Linked DNA regions of Homo sapiens: all the other regions are linked to region 1. A link is a contact called in ENCODE Hi-C or POLR2A ChIA-PET data. All regions are on one chromosome and are shown on one strand. The core of a region is the stretch at or near the end of the contact, and the rest is flanking DNA. Distances in the headings are between cores, read along the strand shown. Region 1 overlaps BCAS3 (BCAS3 microtubule associated cell migration factor). Region 2 holds the start of LINC02875 (long intergenic non-protein coding RNA 2875). Region 3 overlaps BCAS3 (BCAS3 microtubule associated cell migration factor).

The links. Hi-C counts contacts between places; a loop is a spot of excess contacts on that map. ChIA-PET counts read pairs that join two places held with the same protein, here RNA polymerase II (POLR2A). Pooled maps may share reads with other maps.
Region 2: a loop to region 1 is called in a pooled map, with 2.3 times the contacts of the local background. The contact joins the promoter of LINC02875 here to the enhancer-like site in region 1. A Hi-C loop is called at or near these places in 1 of 50 pooled maps. POLR2A ChIA-PET finds 5 or more read pairs at or near these places in 2 of 52 experiments (HepG2 and PC-3).
Region 3: a loop to region 1 is called in a pooled map, with 2.2 times the contacts of the local background. The contact joins two enhancer-like sites. A Hi-C loop is called at or near these places in 2 of 168 maps with a recorded cell type or tissue (astrocyte of the cerebellum and lower leg skin) and 1 of 50 pooled maps. POLR2A ChIA-PET finds 5 or more read pairs at or near these places in 5 of 52 experiments (H1, HepG2, PC-9 and 2 more).

Annotation. Positions count from the first base shown.
Region 1 is chr17:61,354,340-61,359,398 of GRCh38, reverse strand. The region is part of intron 22 of BCAS3 (BCAS3 microtubule associated cell migration factor); the gene reads right to left. Among named protein-coding and RNA genes, the nearest start is that of TBX2-AS1, 43 kb to the left of the region's middle. RefSeq lists an enhancer at 2,397-2,691. Within about 2 kb of position 2,623, at least 4 of the 41 ENCODE cell types and tissues checked have a DNase peak (open chromatin) inside an H3K27ac peak, as active enhancers do; they include PC-3, where a contact is called at or near this core.
Region 2 is chr17:61,409,187-61,414,245 of GRCh38, reverse strand. It overlaps LINC02875 (long intergenic non-protein coding RNA 2875), which reads right to left and starts at 2,495. Exons shown (of 1, transcript NR_160788.1): 1 at 966-2,495. It overlaps TBX2 (T-box transcription factor 2), which reads right to left. Exons shown (of 7, transcript NM_005994.4): 7 at 4,780-5,059. RefSeq lists silencers at 1,489-1,548, 1,569-1,628, 3,149-3,318, 4,479-4,628, 4,639-4,688 and 1 more and an enhancer at 3,198-3,780.
Region 3 is chr17:61,311,780-61,316,838 of GRCh38, reverse strand. The region is part of intron 22 of BCAS3 (BCAS3 microtubule associated cell migration factor); the gene reads right to left. Among named protein-coding and RNA genes, the nearest start is that of TBX2-AS1, 85 kb to the left of the region's middle. RefSeq lists an enhancer at 1,362-1,863. Within about 2 kb of position 2,383, at least 20 of the 41 ENCODE cell types and tissues checked have a DNase peak (open chromatin) inside an H3K27ac peak, as active enhancers do.

The DNA.
Region 1 (5,059 bases), core at 1,374-3,873:
GGGAGCTCTCATTCTATTTTGTAGAATGGAGGCTGCCCAGATTCATGAATCACAAATAAAAGCCAATTAGATCTATAATGAAGTTTGTTATAATTTTGTCTTTTGACAAGTGCTTTGTAAGCTACACAGGCCCATTCAAAATTAGAGGATTACCCCAGGGCTCTGTAAGCAGCTCTTCTTTGGGGCAGTGGGATTCTATGAAAGGCTAAGAGAGTGACTGAGGGAACACTGGGCCAGAGGCAAGCAGCCAGAGGAGAAATACTGGAGCCTGGGCAATGCCACCGGTAAGGCTGACTGGTTATGCGTCAATTACATAGCAAGGGCCTTTGGTGGGGAGTGAAAGCGTATGGTGAGTATGTGCACCCCACTTTCTCTGAGGATGCCTGCAGGGGGCACAGGAGAGTAGGAGAAGCAACCTCTTAGCTCTGATCTCCCCACATCTGAGGGTGGGGATAGAACTTTTTAGCTCCCTAAATTCTTCGATAAACAAGCAGAGTTATACTCAACACGCGTAAGAACGGAATGAGATTGACTGTTTCGGGCAGGAATATTACTAGTATAAGCTATCTGACGGGCAATTTGGCAATATGCATTAAGAATCAAGGCCAGACGCGGTGGCTCACACCTGTAATCCCAGCACTTTGGGAGGCTGAGGCAGGCGGATCACCTGAGGCCGGAAGTTCAAAACCAGCCTGGCCAACATGGGAAAACTCTACTAAAAATACAAAAATTAGCCAGGCATGGTGGTGCATGCCTGTAATCCCAGCTACTCAGGAGGCTGAGGCAGGAGAATCACTTGAACCCAGGAGGTGGAAGTTGCAGTCTGCCAAGATCGTGGCACTGCACTCCAGCCTGGGTGATGGAGGGAGACACTGTCTCAAAAAAAAAAAAAAAAAAATTAAAAACGTGCCCAACTACTGACCTAGGCAGGGATGCCACTTCCAGAAATCTAGCCAAAATAAATAACCTAGGAAGCAACAACCGTCATGCATAAATACGCTCATTGCCATTTTAACACAGCCCTACAATATGGTATTTGTTAAGAAAGTTATACTTCATTCTTGCAGTAGAATGTTAGGTAGTCATAAACATGATGTTTATAATTAGAATTCTTTAAGATACAATGTTAAATTTAAAAAGACAAAAGTATACAGTTATTATTATTGAACAATGCAAAAGAAACATGGAAAAACATTCTAAATGATTCACGACAAAATGTTAACCACGCTGTCTCTGGGTAGTCAGGCTATAGGGGACTCTTCTGTTACTTTATATTTTTCTATATGTTTCCCACAATTTTTTTTTTTTTTTGAGATGGAGTCTCACTCTGTTGCCCAGGCTGTAGGGCAGTGGCATGCTTTCAGCTCACTGTAACCTCTGCCCCCCGGGCTCAAGTGATTCTTGTGCCTTAGCATCCCAAGGAGCTGGGATTACAGGCATGTGCCACCATGCCCAGCTAATTTTTGTATTTTTAGTAGAATGAGGTTTCAACATGTTGGCCAGGCGGGTCTGGAACTCTTGACCTCAAGTGATCCACCCGTCTCGGCCTCCCAAAGTTCTGGGATTACAGGCTTGAGCCACTGTGCCCAGCTGTTTCCTAATTATTTTTTTGTATTTTATATTTTTTATTATTATTTATTATTTTAAAAAAATTTTTGGCCGGGCATGGTGGCTCATGCCTGTAATCCCAGTACTTTGGGAGGCTGAGGTGGGTAGATAATGAGGTCAGGAGTTCAAGACCAGCCTGGCTAAGATGGTGAAGCCCCGTCTCTACTCAAAATACAAACATTAGCCGGGTGTGGTGGCAGGCGCCTATAACCCCAGCTACTCAGGAGGCTGAGGCAGAGAACTGCTTGAACCCAGGAGGCAGAGGCTGCAGTGAGCCGAGATCGCGCCACTGCACTCCAGCCTGGGCGACAAAGCAAGACTCTGTTTCAAAAAAAAAAAAAATAAAAATTTTTTTTTTTTAGAGAGAGGATCTCACTCTGTCGCCCAGGCTGGAGTGCAGTGGTGCAATCATAGCTTACTGCAGCCTTGAACTCTTGGGCTGAAGCAATCCTCCCTCCTCTCCCAAGTAGCTGAAACCATAGGCACCTGTTATTTTATTTATTTATTTATTTAATTAATTAATTTATTTATTTATTTATTTATTTTTTGTAGATATGGAGTCTTGTTCGTTGCCCAGGCTGGATCTCAAACTGTTGGCTTCCAGTGATGCTCCTGCCTTGGCCTCCTGAAGTGCTGGGATTACAGGCATGAGCCACTGCACTTGGCCTACAGTTTCTGTAATCAGTTTTTTAAGAAAAAAAAAAAAGAAAGAAAGAAAAAGTCGAGAGACAAAAAAATGCCTCCTGGGAGAAGCACTCATGCTGGGACCAGGTGGGCCCATAAGAAGCACGGGAGGCACCTGACCTTGCTGCGATGCCTCCTCTGTCAAGTCCTGTGCTCGGTCCTGACTCAGCCGGGGGCAGGTGAGCCTGCAGCTCCATGGCCCATGTCTGACTCTTCTCCCAGTGGCCATGGCTGGCTGCATGCAATGTTGACTCATCCCTGTGTACACATGGCATATTTATTTTTAATTCATATTAGGAATGTGCACCAACTTGTGTGTGAAAAATGGCAGAAACGATTCCACCTCTGTACAAATTTCATACATCAGATCAGAAAGGGCTAGAAGAACAACTCTGGAAGGAGTTGATTTTAAAATCAAGTCCCTTTACCTGTCCTCTTTGTCTCCCCTGCCTACAACTAACCTCTGGATAAACAGGCCCGGCTTCCTAGGAGACACCTTTTCATGACTGTCAAGAAATGGCTGAGGCCCTCACACATCATGAGGTCATTGAGCAGGGCTGTGAGCCCAAGAGATCAGTCATCAGTGTAGGTCCCAGTAAGGAGAATCTCGACTGGCTCCACATTCAGAACAAACATGGAGGTGCTTCAGGGAACAAGAGAGCTTTCCAAGTCAGGCTGAAGCTGGCATTCCCAGACTGGACGCCAGAGACCCTTTACTCTTCTGTTTTAAACTTGGCACACTCATGATTTCTCCCCCTCCAAGGAGGAAGAGAAGAATCATTTTGTAGCTGGGCTGCAATGACAATGTTTCCTGGCCAGGTGCGGTGGCTCACGCCTGTAATCCCAGCACTTTGGGAGGCCGAGGCGTGTGGATCACCTGAGGTCAGGAGTTCGAGACCAGCCTGGCCAACACGGTGAAACCCCGTCTCTACAAAAATACAAAAATCAGCCGGGCATGATGGCAGGCGCCTGTAATCCCAGCTACTCGGGAGGCTGAGGCAGGAGAATCACTTGAACCCGGGAGGCGGAGGTTGCAGTGGGCCGAGATTGCGCCATTGTACTCCAGCCTGGGCCACAGAGTAAGACTCAGTCTCAAAAAAGAGAAAAGAAAAAGAAAATGTTTCCTGTAGGCTGCTCTGGCCTGCTTCTTCAGGTGGATAGAAAACATACACATAGAGCTGTGATAGGATTCCTATGGCAGGGCTCAGAATACACTGCAAGACAAACTATCCTCGGAAACCTAGCAATTCCTTCAATGGAAAAACAAGGAACTGAATCTCTCAAGACAGCAAGCATACAAACTGGGTTTTCTAGGACAGTCCTCATTCCAAATAATTAGTCTGTGGTCAGGTATCAGGAAAGGTAAGATAACTAACATTTGTCGGGTGTCCACTTTGCATCAGGCATAGCTACTTTATACACACTATTGCACTGAAATCATCCCAATAACTTATGAGGTGGATGTTATTGTTCCAATTTGTACAGTTCAAGGAACTGTGGCAGAGAGAAGTAAGATTGTTGCTTAAGATGACAAGGTCAAGGGTACAGTCAGGATTAGGATCCTAGGTTCATTTGGCTCCAAAGCCTGTCATTTCTCCACTAAAACTACCATGCTGAATTTTTTTTTTTGAAAATATGGCTGGAGTGCCAGCGAGGGGGTTTTCAGCTCAGTCTTTCCATTCCAGAATTTTTAAGTGTTCTTGCAGTTGGGTGGTAGGGGGTGGAGGGAGCAACCCAGCTAAATCCTGTGATTTCTGTGCTCCACAAATAAGTCAAACACGAGGCTCTCAACTGAGAACTTTGAAGTCTGAAACCTGGGGCCAAGAAGTCTTCTGTTTTTATTAGTCAAAGAAGATGTTTCAAAAACCAGATTTATCATGACTGGATTTCAGATGTGAAACCCAATATACACACAGACACGAGTGGCTTGTCCTCTTGGATTATTTCTGACCTTTTACTCTCCTCTGAGGATCTGCGTTTCCTCAGAGTGCGAACTCTCTGCCTCCCCAGCTGGCGGAGGTGTCTGGAGGCCCAGCTTTGCAGGCCTGGGCCCCCTGCTGGCCTTGGGAATTTCAAAGAGCAGGGAGGGATGGGTGGGCACACTGGCTCTGATCTGGAGCCAGGGGCTATTTGTTCCTCTAAGGCCCTGGGACAGTAGCTGCGGGGAAAGGAAAGGAGGAGTCCACCTGCCCTGAAGGGGAGGGTCCCGGATGTGCCTGCCGGTACTGGAGTTGACCCGTTTGATACCTGACCCATTTTTAGCTTTGTTATTTTGGTAGTCTCCTAACTATGTGGGCTTTAAAAATGGTGTTCCCAGCTTGGGCAATAAACATGTGTATTTGGAGTGTGTGGTCAACCTTCCACCTCTCTCAACCACCTAAACCCAAGAGCTCTCACTCCAAAGGACAAACCTGTACCAGATTTTCAGGTGCAGGGTCCTTGGGAAGAAGATCTGGGCCTGGCCTCCCATCCTGACTGGGGGCAAGGTACATTACAGAATCCCGACTTCCCAGGTCCTTGCACTGAAGCTGTTCAACAAAGACTTGGCCTGAGAAGAGCAGGCTAAGCAGCAGCACTGTTTTGGACAATGGAGGGGTCACTTACTAGAGTGGCTGTGGATGGTTTCCATCAGGCCTTGAGGCTTCAGGTGGGCAGAGGACCTTGCACCTTGCACAGAGGGGTGATGGGCTGAGCGTGAGTGTGAAGGCCTGGATGTTCCCCACTCAAGGGCGGTGGAAGAGTCCACTGGAACAGGAAGTCTCTCATG
Region 2 (5,059 bases), core at 1,246-3,745, 55 kb before region 1:
GTGCCTGAATGGCCTTCATTGGTATCGCTTTCTCTCTTTGGGGTCTCTCTTTGGAGAGAAGTCACACACAGTCAACAAATTGTAGTGCTGGGCACCAAAGTCACCCCCGCCCCCCCGCCCGCAACCCACTAGTCTGCATCTCTCCAAAAGCAGCTTGCTCGAGGTAGAAGGCCAAGCTGTGACTGACAATCGCACCCCACAGGGAATGGAGGCAGCCGGGACTTAGAATGTAATTTCCTAATTGGGAATTCATCCAGGCCACCAACCCAGTCCCCCACCCCAAGAATCTTGGCCAAGGTCCTCAAGGTCTGTGACTCCACCTATCCCTCTGGCTCAGGTTCCTCAAGCATTAAATGGGAACATGGCTCTTCTCTGAAGCAGTTGAGGCTGGGGGCGGGACGGGGGGGAAACTGGACCCAGGTCAACTGGCCATTCGCAGATCAACTGGATTTTAGTCCAAACTACTTATTTTGCAGATGAGGCTTCTGCAGCCCAGAGAATAAAGTCACATTTTCAAAGAGCACTCACAGCTCTAGAGGCAGAGTTCGACCTTGTACCTATCTATCTCCTGTCCAGTTTTCCTACCAAGCAGCTGCTTCAGCCATAGATGAGCATGTAGATAATTATTAAATCACCAAAGATTTGGTCCTATTCTCTGCTACACTGTACTTTGAAAGAGAAAAGAGCTGAGAGCCTAGTGCAGGGACGACATCTGGCCTGGGTCCCATCACCCAGCCGGTGACTGTATTGCAGTGGAAATGACCCTCGACTGGTGTTAACTGGGCTGCTTTCTAGCCGTGTGCCCTTAGGAAACGTGTGTAGGGTTAATCTCTGAGGGTGCCAGAGCTCATCTGGGGACATAAAAGGTCAGCTGGAAACAGGCTTCTAAGCCCCACCCCCTCCAACTCTGGCATTCCCCAGCCAACGGGTCTTACATCCCCAGCCTCCCATTGAGACTTGACCCAGAGCATTGGTGGCTTTTAATCCAAGGGCGAGATTCTCAGGCTGACCCCTGGGCCCTCCCCAGTCCCCACCACCTCCCGCTGGAATAACGCAGCCCAAAGCCTCCCCTATGGAGGCAGGAACTTAGGTGAGCAGCTCCACAGGGCACATCCTGCCCTCGACCCTGAAGACCCCGCCCTGAAGAGCCGGATGAGGGTGGTGAGGAGGGCGGGTCGGAGCCGAGGGGGCCCTCTCCGCTGGAGGAGCGCTGGATCCCCGCCGATCCTTCCCCTATCCCGCCCGTAAGTCCTCACCGTCGAGTGGGCCCCGCGCTCCTAGGGCCGTGCGCCCCGCGCGCTGCGGATGCCAGCCACAGCCCCCTTCGGAGGGGCCCAGGAGGCCGGAGGCCGGCGGCTCACTTCCCGCAGAGAGAACGCGAGGGCCCAGCCCCGCGGGCGCGCAGAAGAGGACAAGCTGGGGTCTGCAGCAGCCTGGAAGGTCGCCGAGCTGGCGCTGCCGGGCGGTTCTGGCAGCAGGGGAGAAGGCCCCACCCCGAGCCTCAAGCCCTCCGCTCAGTGTGTCCGCAGCCCCGGAGTCCCTCGGTCCCTCGGCGGCCTGTGCCGGGCTCCGGACCCGGCTCTGCCTGTGTCGGTGGCTGTGCCTCCGTGCCCCGCTTGCCGGGGTCCGCAGTCTATCTCCCGCTCTCGCCCGAGGCGGGCTGTGAGGCCGCGGCCCGGGCCCTGGCCTGCAGCGCCATCTCGTGGACCTGTGAGGAGTTGCCGAGGCCCGAGGCCTGGGCGGGCTCTGGGTTCGCTCCCACTCGTGCTCCCGGCGGGGAGCTGCGGGAGCTGCCAAGAGGACTCGCTGGGAAACCAGGCGCGGCCGTCAGCGCTGGAAATCGGTGCTTCCGGAGTGGGTTTGGGGTCCCCGGCCCCATCCAATAGGAGGAACAGATATGCGCCTCCGGAGAGCCCAAAAGGAAGTCCAAGTGCAAAACCGCCCCGGGCGTGCTCGGACACGTTCAGCGCCCGGCAACCAGCCTCCACCCCGAAGGCGCTCCCGGGAGGGTGCCCAGGAGACCCGGAGCTCGGGCTTCCTCCCAAGAGGGCGGGGGCTCCCTCCGCTGCCGCCCTGTCCTGCGAGCAGGGAGCGCTCGGCCTCCTGCGGGATCCCGCCTGACCGCCGGTGCTCCGCACCTCGGGGCCAAGGACAGCGAAGGAGGGGGAGGAAGCGGGACTGGATTTTGGGTCCTTCCCAGAGCGGAGGAAGGCAGGCTCGGGGTATAAATCCAGGGCTCGTAGAGGCTGTCCCTCAAGGGGCCGTCCCATAACCGGGAAATAGGGGGTCCCGGCCTCAAGCCGGGGCGCTTGAGCGTGAGAGTCCCGGGGAGAGCGAGGCTGAGCGCGCCCCTCCCGCCCCAGGAGCACCCCACGCAGGAGTTCGCGGTCAGCTGGGGAGGCGGGCCCGGGAGCTGCGGCCTTCGGGAGGGCAGGGCCAGGCCATACCGGTGGCTCCGGTTCTCCACAGCAGCGGCGGGGGAGTGGAGGAGGAAGGGCTTGAGGGCTCGGAAGATTCCGATTAACCCGAGAGGAAATGAGGTCCCCTGGGCCTTGGGATCCGGGCGGCTTAGCCGCTAGGGGTCTCTCGGAGCCCCTGCACTCACACCCTCCATCTCCGAGTTCCTCCGGGAATCGCACGCGCCACCCCACACCGACACGCACAATTCCCTCTTAGACCTCACACGCCCCACACGCGAGAGCCCGAGGCGACAGGCTAGGCCGCCAGCAGGTATCGCCATCGTCCCAGCACTGGCCCTCCTGCCACGCGTGTGCCGGCGGCTCTGCCGTCCAAGGACCCCGGGCCAGGCCCTGAAGGGTTAAGGAGGCCTTGCGGCACCGGAGCGGCGGGTACGCCGGGCGCCTAGGCTAATTGGCGACCCCGGGGACAATGAGGGCTGGGAGGCCGGGGAGGAGGGTGGCTTAATTGGACATGGGAGTGGCCTAGCCTTTGTCTGGGACAAGGCCCAGCCGCCGGCCGCGGGTTCCCGCAGTCGCACTCAGGCTACCAGCTGGGGCCCCGCGGAGCGCCGGGTGGGCGACTCGGAGGGGACATGTGCGGCGGGAGGTGGCGGCGAAAGTGGTGTGGGGGATCTCGAGGCCCTGGAGTCCCACCCCACCCCACCCGGGTTGCTGCAGCAACGACGCGGCCTAAAAACGGCCGCGACTAGGCCGCCCCGCCCGGCCTTCGCAGGCACCCGCCTCCCCCGCGCCCATGCCCGCACCCGCACCCCTCCCGCGACCCTAAGTCGGTGCTGCCCCCTGGTGTCCGCAGCCCTGTACGTAGGCCGCCGCGGGCGCGCAGCCGACTCTCGTCTCCCTCCTAATGTCCTGCTGAAAGTGAGAAGCCGCGGGACGCAAACGCGCCGCTCCTCTAGGAGTATGAGAGGCGTTTCAGCCCAAAGCGACCTCCAGCAAACGCGCTGCCCACGAGCTTCTATTTAGGCTGGAAAACGGGCTTCTCTGTCCCTGTCGGGTTCCCGGACCTGCCCGCAGGTCTGAGGCAGGGAAGCCAGAACCCACCCTCTGGGGTTGGGATACGTTCTACTGCAACCTCCCACTCGTGCACTGGCTGAGTCCCCTCCCTGCTCCAGCCGCATTCGGCGTGGCCTGGGGGCAGCACCATCCTGAAGAGGCGGGCCTGGTTCTCTCTCTCTCGCTCCTTGCAAATGTATCGGCCCACAAAGGCGTCCTGGGAGTCTGGGGGCCCAACTGTCCATTCCACCTTCACCATCACCGTTCCTCCATCTCAACGTCCCTGGTGTTTTGGAAGCCAGCACCCTCCCCAAGCCCCACCCTGTGCAGTGCCCAAGGTGGGCAGCCTGTTGGGGCAGGGCGTTCAGGGTCCCCAAGGCTTAAAGAGGAGAGAACTGGGAAGGAGGTGGCGTGCTCGGTGACCGACCAGACCCAGGGCTAAAGGAGTGCCCGCCCAGCTCCCACTGCTAGAAGTGGGGGCTGGAGACACCTGCTAGCTGGGCAAGGAGGGGGAGCTCACCGGCGCGGGGTGGGAGGCAGCTGTCCTTGCAGGAGTGGGTCTCGGGGAAGGACCAGCCTAATGGAGACTGACACAGCTGGACCCCGGAGAGACCCCAGCCAAGCCCATTATTATACAGGGGAAACTGAGGCAGGAATGGAAATAGCCCACTGACCCCACTCTCCACTCTCCCAAGAGGGATTTAGATAGATGAGTTAAAGTAAGACCTTTTAGTCCAGATTTTGCCACTCTAGCCAACAGCCCTGACGCGGAGGAAATGTTTGTCTTTGAGGTTCAGGAGGCAGAGAGAGGGGAAAGAATTCTAGGCTCAGCGATATTTGGCGGGGAGTACGGGGGTGGGACACAGCCAAACCCCTCCTCCGAAGGGAGAGGTTGGACAAGGAACACCCATCCTCCCAGCCCACCCACCCAGAAGCATTGAAAGGAGATGGGTTTCCAGTGTGGTTTCCCGGAAAGGGAGTCAGAAGCCAGGAGTCCAGGCCGCTCGGCTGCTCTCCTCCCGGCCCGGGTGGGTGCCCAGGCCCGTTGCGCGGAGCTGCGGGAGCGGCCGGCAGGGGGAGTCCAGCCCCGGCCTGGGACGCACCCCGCGTCCCGCGCCGGCGCCGCCCGGCCTCGCGGCTCCGCCAGCGCCCCAGCCGCCCTGCCGCCGTGCCGCCCTGCCGTCCCCGGGGTGCAGCTGCCGCCGGGCGAGGGGCGCGCAGCCTTTTGTCCCCGCCTCTCGTCCCTCCTTGCGCGCGTGCAGCGCCCCAGCCCCGCGCGACCCACAGAGCGCACAGCGCCGTTCACTTCGCTTTCTAGCGTTTTATTGTTTTCTTGCGTTTTTGTCGTTTCGTTCTCGCTCCGGAGCGAAAAGTGAAAACCTGAGGTGGAGCCCGCGGGCCGGGCGAGCCAAACCCGGGCGGAGGGGCCGAGGGGCCGAGGGGTCGAGGGGCCGGCGGGGTGGTGGCTCCTCCAGGGCTCTGGGCCTTCTCCCGCAGCCAAGGGCCCCCCCAGCCCTGTACAATATAGATGCTCACGTAAAATGAAAAAAACTTTAAATGTATGAGTTAATCTCTAAATATATGTA
Region 3 (5,059 bases), core at 1,134-3,633, 42 kb after region 1:
TAATTTAATAAACCTACATGGCAGGAATTATTGTACATGACCCCGAGGAATCTAGCACAGCACATACAGTTGAGCAGATGTTTGACTAAAAAAGGAAGGAGCCACATCATTCCGAGGGCATGGATTTCTTTTCCAAAGAATTCATACCTCTTCTTTTCCTTTTATTTTATCCTCCTTCTCCTTCCCTCTCTCCCTCCCTCTAACCTTTCCTTTATTTTATCAGATACCAGCTGCAGGCCCCTCTGAGTCTGCCTAGCAGCGAAGAGGAAAGCTGTGCAGAGGGGTGCTACTGCAGGGGAGCTGTGGAAGGGACGCGGCGGCATGTGGAGGCAAATAGGAGGGCAGAGGTGCTGGGTGAGGGGCATGTCCGGGGACATCTCAGGGACCAGTACCAACAAAGGCATGGGGCATGAACATCATCTCTTCTGCTGCTCTAAGAATGACATCTTAGGCTTTCCTTAAAAAAGACGTCTCCCACATTCAGCACACATTTACTAAGTACCTGCTATATTACTATTAATATTATTATTATTGAGATGGAGTCTCACTCTATCACCCAGGCTGGAGTGCAGTGGCGTGATCCCGGCTCACTGCAGCCTCCACCTCCTGGACTCAGGTGATTCTCCTGCCACAGCCTCCTGAGTAGCTGGGATCACAGGCATGCACCACCATGCCTGGCTAATTTTGTAATTTTTAGTAGAGATGGGGGTTTCGCCATGTTGGCCAGGCTGGTTTCGAACTCCTGACCTCAGGTGATCCACCTGCCTCGACTTCCCAAAATGCTGGGATCAAAGGTGTGAGCCACCACGCCTGGCCAGCACCTGCTATAGATGGTCACTATCCTAGACACTGGAAAACACACATGAAAAGGGAAAATCCTGGTCCTAAAGAGGTTCAGTGAGATAGAGAAGTAGGTAGGTGGACAATAGAGGTGACTTTAAGATGTCAGCTGTGGGTCCCTCTGAGCCTGGCTAGGAGTAAAGAGGAAAGCTGTGCAGAGGTGTGCTACTGCAGGGGAGCCGTGGAGGGGACGCAGCGGCATGTGGAGGCAGATGGGAGGGCAGAGGTGCTGGGTGAGGGGCATGTCAGGGGACATCTCAGGGACCAGTACCAGCAAAGGCGTGGGGCATGAAACGGGGGGTCAGTCAGCCTGGTCACATTCCAGGACCCACATGGGGAAGCATCGATGGGTGAGGCTGAGGCTGTAGAGTCCTTGGGGACAGGAAGAGGCACCCCAGCATCATTGGGGTTCACTGGCCCATACCTGGGCTTTGCCATTAACCAGCGACGCTGTGCAACCTCTTCCATGGGCTTCTTTGCTCTAGGAAGCCTGAGGCGAAAGCAATGGCACCGCTGCCAGCTAGCGTCCGCTCCGAGACTGCTCTGCATGCCCTCCCGTGTCTCAGAACAGGAGTGCGTTGGCTGGGCGCGGTGGCTCACACCTGTAATCCCAGCACTTTGGGAGGCTGAGGCGGCCGGATCACCTGAGGTCAGGAGTTTGAGACCATCCATCCAGGCCAACATGGTGAAACCCTGTCTCTACTAAAAATACAAAAATTAGCCGGGTGTGGTGGTGGGCGCCTATAATCCCAGCTACTTGGGAGGCTGAGACACGAGAATTGCTTTAACCTGGAGGCGGAGGCTGCAGTGAGCCGAGATCACGCCACTGCACTCCAGCCTAGGTGACAGAGCGAGAATCTGTCTCGCGAAAAAAAGAAAAAGAAAAGGGAGTGTAGGCTGAGCAGTGTGGCGTGTGGAGGAGACTGCCCCTGGAATGCTGGGGAGAGGATTCAAGGCATTTTCCAGGCACACTGTTCCTCGGATGGGTGAAGAGGAGTTCCAACATCAGACAAGCGCGGTGACTGCTAAGAGCATTCAAATTTGGAATTCCCTCTGGTGGCTGAAATCAACATTTCTCACAAAGGAAACCTGGACAAGTCCGATCTGTAAAGAGCATTATCCACTCCCTGTGTATAGTTTATTGGTCCAGAATATCAGGTTAGCAAGCTGAAGTAATTAAACATCAAGCCAGCTGTTTTAGGCAATTAGGTAACATTTTTCATTTAGGAGACCACACAACAGAGGGGAGAGAATAGGGAGATAAGACCTGTGTTTTGATTTACTAAAGTCTCTGCTGCAGATAAAGCCCAGCTTTTTGGAACCCTTCAGGCAATTACTATTTCAGGCTTGGCAAGCACTTGAGTCTGAAAGTAACTATTGGGCTTGTCTTGGCAAGACTCAAAGTCACTGTAGCTGTAAGGTTGTCCCAGGCAGCGGTGGAGGGGAAAGTCAGTGGCAAGAGGAAGCCAGGAACTGTAGAGTCATTAGGAGGGCTGTTGCAGGCTTAGAGCTCAAAGGAGGCCAAATTCAGTTCTCCCACAACATGTTCTTAGAGAGGGAATGCGGTCAGATGGTGAAGGCCCAGGCCTGCTGGGCGGGATTCTGCGGTTCCCTTTCTGGCATCTGTACTTGTCAGCTCTGTGGGCACTGTTTACACTCCCTGCCTCAGTATCTTTTCCTGTAAAAGAGGAGAAGGACCGAGGGCTTTTAGGTTTGTGGGAGCAAAGGGAAGAGGTGCAAATGGCAGGCTGCTAATGGTGCCAGCTTAGTACAAAGGGAGAAGAGAATGCGGACATTACAAGATCAAAACGTGAATCTCCTCCCTGCCACGAACTGACAAGGTGACTCTGCTCAAGTCACTTCCCCAGTGTGTGCCTCGGTTTCTAAAGCATCAAACCAGGGAGCTGGACTAGGCTAGATGATCCCTAAGGCCCTTCCAGTTCTGACATTCTACTATCCTAAGATGCCAAGCAAGATAAATTGTTGGGCAGAAGGCAAGTAAGATTTTCTTTGAATGGAAAAGAGGAATGGCCTGTGTGCTGCCAGCCGGCTTCCCCCACGAGACTCTGGAGCCAGCACTAAGTATGGGGCCGGGCGAGTGGGGCTGGTGGAGGAGACAGCAGGCCCACGTGTGGTCACTGGCTCCGCGGCATTGAAACATCTCTTGCTTGAGCTCTTCCACTTAATTGGGAGCTTGCCTTTCCAGTTGTATATTTTTATCCTGTGCCCTGGAACCCAAACCATTAGCTTTGTAGCCAAAGGCTGCTTCTTGTTTAATCGTTAACTGCCTCAGCCTAGAGGAGCTGTACCCTGGCCGGAAAGTCCTCCTCCAGATGCTGTACCTCTTCAGCGAGCAGGACCCGAGGGAGGACGCCGAGCTGGACCCGAGTCCAAGCTCTGTCCTCCAGCCTTGGAAATAAATCCCCTACATTGTCTGGCCCACACAAATCCCCGTTCAGCCAGGCCTCTCCTGTGGGGTTATTCTGGTAACAAAATGCTTGAGATCAGCAATTCTTTTCTACTCTTACCCGCTCTCAGAGAGGAGCCAACTGGGCTATTCCTTAGGCTCCACTTTCTGTGTCTGAAATGTGGTTGAAAACTAATATTCCAGATGTTTCCTCATATTTTAAGTAGAACCGCAGATTAAGCTTCCTATAGGAAGGTAGTAGGGCATGGTGGAGGGAAGACAGTCTTTGGAGTAGAATCATGGTGGTGTAATCGTGGCCACACCCTTTACCAGTTATATGGCATTGAGAAAGTATTGGTTCTTTGAACCTTAGTTTCCTCTTAGAGCAAAATAACAGCATTCGCTTTCTCTACCTGGCAGTAATTGCCATGAATCCAAAGACTGTTTTGGTCATCACTATGTAGTCTAAGCCTAACACGGAGTAGATTTCTCAATCAATGCTACTGAGTCAGTGATTAAAAACCTCACGGGATTTTGAGGCGATCAACGAGGTGAAAGATGGGAAGTGTCTAACTTTGTACCTGGCACTTGGGAAGTGCTTATTCACAGGCTGGCAGTGCTTGGAGACACATTTCTTCTAACTGAGTGAGGTGGATGCTCAAAGGGGAATGCAAGTCTTCGGTTATGCCCACTTAAGTTGTGAAGAGGCCATCTTGTGGGAGAAAGGGCAGGCACTTAGAAAGCTCTTTGGTTGTAACCAGTCCTGACCCCGAGGCTACTGCTGAAGCTCACGCTCTGACAATCAGATACAGAGCCACTGATGTCCCCGATGGTGGTAGGAGGCCCTGCAGAAATACCGATGGCTTCCTGGCCTTTAGGGTCTTCCAAGGAGATTCATAAAACTAGACCAGGGCATGGAAACCAGCATCCCGAGGGCCCCTGGTACACTAGACTATTGTTCCAGGACAGAAGCAACTCAGATCAAAATGGTGAGTGGGATTTTCCTTGCATTGGCCACAATACATATGTTTGTTCAAGAAAAAAAAGTTGGAGCAAGAAGACATGAACGTCTGCTGTTAAAGAAAAGCCTGTTTGTGCCAGCCACAGTGGCAAGATTGTTCGGAGAGTCCATCCTGAAAGTCCAATTACCCCAACAGCATGGCCAAGGTCAGTGTCAATTTGCGGTGTGCCAACTGCTCTAGCCACTTCAGTACCAGATGTGAATCACACAGGGGACCTGTCTTTCGGGAGAACTGGCATCTACTGGACTTGCTAGCCCCTCTGAGCTGACACCCTCCCCCACTCCTTGCTCCCTTCCCCTTCCTTGGAGAGACCTGTCTAACAGACCCTCCCACAGAGAGCAAATAAGCACAACATGCAGAATCCCAGACTTGCTTATGGAGAGTTGGATCCACTGTCACCTAGGGGGTGAATGAGGGAGAACACTGGGACTCGGCAAGGGCCAGTACCTCTTACTGACGGCCTAGGGCCCACATTTTAGGAGCAAGAGATCAAACGATTCTCCCCTCCTGTTTTGTTTCTAATAGGACACCCAGAAGCCACAACAATCTGCAGAAGTACAGCCTGATGAGGTTGAGATGTGGCATGACCTACTTACCTCACATTTGACTTAAAAACGTATCTTTTCAACACAGGGTGCCAAGATCCTTTCTGTCATATATATATATGCTTTTTTTTGAGATGGAGTCTCGCTCTGTCACCCAGGCTGGAGTGCAGTAGCGTGATCTCAACCCACTGCAACCTCCGCCTCCCAGGTTCAAGAGATTCTCCTGCCTCAGCCTCCTGAGTAGC